Linked DNA regions of Mus musculus: region 1 is linked to region 2. The links are chromatin loops, found by intact Hi-C in ENCODE. Cell type or tissue: left cerebral cortex. All regions are shown on one strand.

Evidence for each region. A loop is a pair of places that touch in the nucleus more often than their neighbours do. Peaks named below come from ENCODE experiments on the same cell type or tissue, not always from the same donor. Only the 100,000 strongest peaks of a DNase experiment are listed, where the experiment ranks them.
Region 1: it touches region 2 in a loop (6-fold over the local background); 2 of 42 quality-filtered maps call a loop at or near these places.

What each region holds. Positions count from the first base shown.
Region 1 is chr16:23,952,368-23,954,867 of GRCm38, reverse strand. No RefSeq gene overlaps it. Among named protein-coding and RNA genes, the nearest start is that of Rtp2, 23 kb to the right of the region's middle. In left cerebral cortex, a CTCF peak has its summit at 954 (motif pointing right); DNase peaks (open chromatin) are centred at 992, 1,214 and 1,835; H3K27ac peaks cover 629 bases.
Region 2 is chr16:23,086,765-23,089,264 of GRCm38, reverse strand. No RefSeq gene overlaps it. Among named protein-coding and RNA genes, the nearest start is that of Gm30693, 15 kb to the left of the region's middle. In left cerebral cortex, CTCF peaks have their summits at 577 (motif pointing left) and 1,321 (motif pointing left); a DNase peak (open chromatin) is centred at 1,270.

The DNA.
Region 1 (2,500 bases), 870 kb before region 2:
ATCTCTGCCTGGCTCATAATGTTCTCTGCTTACCCCTTCTTAACTCACGGCAGACCTGGCCCAATGTGGACCCAGCAATGGTAGTGCGTTTAAGGATTTCAGATGTATCCCGTCATCCACTGTCGCGTCCGCTCTCGACCAGCAAGAACGACACGACCACCAGTTCTTCTAACAGCAGTTTATTCAGCAAGCTTCAGTCATCATCTCTCGCTTCATCTTTTTCTCCCCTGAACCCCGGGCCTCTCACTCTTATATACTCTCAGTCCCCATTCACTCATGGCAGGCCACATCACCTCACCAGGCACACAGCTTCAGCCAATCAGGGTGGCAGGGGCGCGTCTCCACCAAATATGGACTTGTTTACACCGCCAGCATCATGGTGCACCTGCGCAGCTTTCACAATGGTCATGGCAATTTTCAGGTGTATGAGGAAGTCAGGTGCAAGTCATAAGAATTAGCTGCTGCCACACCCGCTCCTCACAATCCACTTGTTTTTGAGGTAGCTATCACTTTTTATCTTATCCTGCCCTCAAACTCACAGCAATATTTGGGCCTCAGCTCCTCAGTGCTGATATTACAGGCATGGAACACCACTCCCAACTCTCTGCTTGGTCTTTACTTGTATTTTATTTGTTTTTTACTCTCATAGATGTGTGCTGTATTTACAACATTTCCTCTTTCCTCTCCTCTGTCCAAGCTTCCTATACCCTGCCACTCTCAAATTCATAACATCTTATTTCCTTTATCATTCTTACACACACACACACACACACACACACACACACACACACACACGTATAAACACAGCAATGTTGTTCTTCTGTGTATGTTTGTATGGCTGATGACTTGGCATAGGATAACCAATTGGGATTACCAATTCATCCTAGGCTGATTTTCCCAGTTTTAGCAACTCTTGGCTTCCCATTTTGAGACTAGTTTTACTTGTGTAGTCTGGAGAATGGCCACAAGGTGGCAGTGTAGGACAAGCAGTGGCTATTTTGCCCCCCCCCCCTTCCCCACTTCCCCAGTGTAAATCAGGCCCAGCTGTGTTTTGGAATTGTTCTCCCTCGAACCCCTTTGTCTTCTTGTAGCTCATTCACCCCAAGTGACTAGTGGTTCATGGGGTGCGATTTAAGGTCCCACTTGAGAGCGTAAATTTCCACTCTGGCTGTCTTTGAATTGTAGGTTTCTAGTTTTCCTTGATAAACGTGGAAGTCCTGTCCCAGTTCTCAGCCAAAGGAGGCCATTCTCTACTAGAGCCCTTCAAATAATACTGCTAATGAGCATAGTGCTCTTTCTAGGTCAGCGAAGCACTGTCGGATCCAAGAGCTTTGATCCTCATCACAATCTTGCTGGCTAAAAAAAAACAAGACAAGAAAACCCCACCTTATCTGACAGGAGCAAATGGAGATTGGAAGGAGCTAAGAACGCTGGGCTGGGTGATGGCCAACCTTGGGCCCCAGGGGGCAGAGCCACTCCTTGGAACACCGTGCCCCTGTTTCTGCACAGTCCTGGGCACAGCTTTTCTATTGTACAGCATAGCTTAAGATAATGGAGCCTCTCAGAATTGAAAGGTTTTGGGGAGTGATAGTGCGAACTCTGGATGGAGTCAGAGCGGAAGCCCCCAGGAACACCCAGAATTCACCAGCTTTACGGTTACCAAGGCTGTGGAACTGGCACACCTCTATTGCTACCCTTCAGTGATGGCCAGAAGTGCTCCCAAGAATCATTCAGACCATGCCCCGGGCTGTGGGTGGCTGTAGAGACTTAGCAAATCTTTGCTGCGGATCGTGCACATGGTCCTAGCTCAAGATCTCCACTGTTGACCAGCTTCAGGCGTTGCTGGGGAAGTTTGTTGTCCTCAGGCTTGGGTTTCTAGCTGCAGCCTAGAAGACCACACTGGCGATTTCCAGAACAAGCTCCCTCCCCTACGTGCTGGCTGTCAAAGTTTCTTTTCTGTTGCTGTAATGAAATACTCTACAGAAGAAACTTAATGGACAAGACGTTTGCTCTTTCTCACACTTCCAGGGTACAGTCCACTGTGGCAAGAACTAGAAGCAACTGTTAAGATCACATCTGCACTCAGGAAGCAAAGAGGGGCCCTTGAATGCAGGCTGCTAGGGAATGGTGCCACCTACAGTGTGTGTGTGTGTGTGTGTGTGTGTGTGTGTGTGTGTGTGTGTGTGTGAATAGTGCCACCTACAGTGAGTGTGTGTGCATGTGTGTGTGTGCATGGTGCCACCTACAGTGTGTGTGTGAATGCCACCTACAGTGTGCATGTGTGTGTGAATAGTGCCACCGACAGTGAGTGAGTGTGTGTGTGTGAATGGTGCCACATGCAGTGTGTGTGTACATGTGTGCATGTGTGTATGAATGGTGTCACCTGCAGTGTGTGTGTGTGCATGTGTGTGTGAATGGTGCCACGTACAGTGAGTGTGTATGTGAATGGTACCACCTACAGTGTGTGTGTGTGTGTGTGTGTGTGTGTGTGTGTGTAGGG
Region 2 (2,500 bases):
ATGAAAAAACCCTTACCAAAAGGCAACTTGGGGAGCAAAGTGATTATTTGGCTTCCACTTCTAAATCATTTCTCATCATTGAAGGAAGTCAGGACAAAGACTCAGAGAACCTGGAGGCAGGCGCTGATGCAGAGGCCATGGAGGCAGGAACTGATGCAGAGGCCATGGAGAGTGCTGCTTGCTGACTGGCCCAACATGGCTTGTGGCTTGCTGTTTAGCTCAGGTAATGTTGTAATAACCATCCTCCTGCCTCAGACTCCTGATCAGACTCCTGAATGCTACCGTTATAACTGTATGCTACTCATAACCAGGAGAAGGATCTTTAAGGCAGCTCCCGCTAGCTCAGTCAATGTCTCATTCAGACACTAGAACAGGCCCTGTGTTTGTATGTATGGCTTGCTACTTTTCTTTCCCACTAAATAAAAGAAGGAACCAAATGTTAAAACTTGGGAGACTTGGGGGCTGGAGAGATGGCTCAGTGGTTACGAGGATTAGCTGTTCTTCTGGAGGTCCAGAGTTCAATTCCCAGCAACCACATGGTAGCTCAGGACCATCTGTAATGAGATCTGATGCCCTCTTCTGGCATGCAGGTGTACATGCAGATAAAGCACTCACATACATAAAATAAGTAAATAAGAGAAATCTTTAAAGGGGCTAGAGACTATGGCTTAGCAGTTAAGAGCATTGACTGCTCTTCCAGAGGTCCTGAGTTCAATTCCCAGCAGCCACATAGTGGCTCACAACCATCTGTAATGGGATCTGATGCCCTCTTCTGATGTGTCTGGAGATAGCTACCTACACATATATTCGTATACACAAAATAAATAAATAAATCTTTAGCCGGGCAGTGGTGGTGCACACCTTTAATCCCAGCACTTGGGAGGCAGAGGCAGGCGGATTTCTGAGTTCGAGGCCAGCCTGGTCTACAGAGTGAGTTCCAGGACAGCCAGGACTGCACAGAGAAACCCTGTCTCGAAAAATCAAAACAAACAAACAAACAAATCTTTAAGGAAAAGCAAAAGCAAACAAACAAAAACCCTTAGGAGGGGGCTGGAGAGATGGCTCAGAGGTTAAGAGCACTGACTGCTCTTTCAGAGGTCCTGAGTTCAAATCCCAGCAACCACATGGTGGGTCACAACCATCTGTAATGAGATCTGATACCCTCTTATGGGGTGTCTGAAGACAGCTACAGTGTACTTACTTAAAGTAAATAAATTTTAAAAAATACATCTTAAAAAAATAAAAATAAAAAACAAAACAAAACAAAAACCCTTAGGAGACTTGCAAATGTCCTCTTATTGTGGCTTCATTCTGCCACCAAGTGGTCAAGAAGAGAAAAATCAGACCAGAGCAAAATTAATCTGTCATTATCATTTACCAAGTGCTTTCTGATTTGTGTGGTTAAACCTTTACCAAGGCTGGGCGTGGTGGCACACACCTTTAATCCCAGCACTCGGGAGGCAGAGGCAGGCGGATTTCTGAGTTCGAGGCCAGCCTGGTCTACAAAGTGAGTTCCAGGACAGCCAGGAGAAACCCTGTCTTAAAAAACAAACAAACAAACAAACAAACACAAACAAACAAACAAAAACAACCAACCAACCAACCAAAAAAAAAAAAAAATCCATCTTTACCACGCCTACTTAGAAGTTGACTACCTGATGTTTCCAAAGAAAACATCAATTTAGTATTCTAAACCCTAGGCTCCCAAACCAAAATTTCCAAAATACTTGTACTTGGTGCTATAAAGCATAGGTTGTAGAGTGAGAGGCTCTCAAGTTTTCATGCCCGGAAATCGCCTGCTGCGTCCTCTCCTCGCTCCTCCTGCTTTGTTTCATTTCTAAGTTTGAAGGCGTCGTCCATCACCGTGGGAAGGTCATGGTGGCCCGAGTGTGAGGCAGCTGGTCAGATTGCATCTACAGTCAGGAAAAGGGAACAGAGAGGGGACAATCTAGTGTTGCTCTTCCCTTGAACTCCTCACATTTATATCAGCACCTAGACCAGAAATAGCCTGAAGGCCTTGAGGGTCATGTCTTCCCCAATATGCTGAGCAAAATCATAAATAAAAATTGTTCCACTTAAGATCACAAATCCAAAAACAGAAAAATTATAAATTCTTGCTGTGTGGTAGTGGCACAGGCCTTTAATCCCATCACTCAGGACACAGAGGTAGGCAGGTCTCTGAGTTCAAGGTAAATCAGGTCTACAGAGTGAATTCCAAGAGAGCCAGGGCTACACAGATAAACCCTGTCTCAAAAAACAAAAAACAAAAACAAAACATAGATAGATAGATAGATAGATAGATAGATATTAAAACAAGCTAAAATAAAACAAAACCTGTCTCAAAAAACCAAAATAAATAAATCAGTTAAAAACAGTACCTCCAACAACAGCAACAAAACAACACACCCACGACAAAACCATAAATAATAAAATTTTGGAGCTGAGGGTCTATTTCACATATAGATTGCTTCTGTGTAAGGCACTGGGTTCTATCACACAC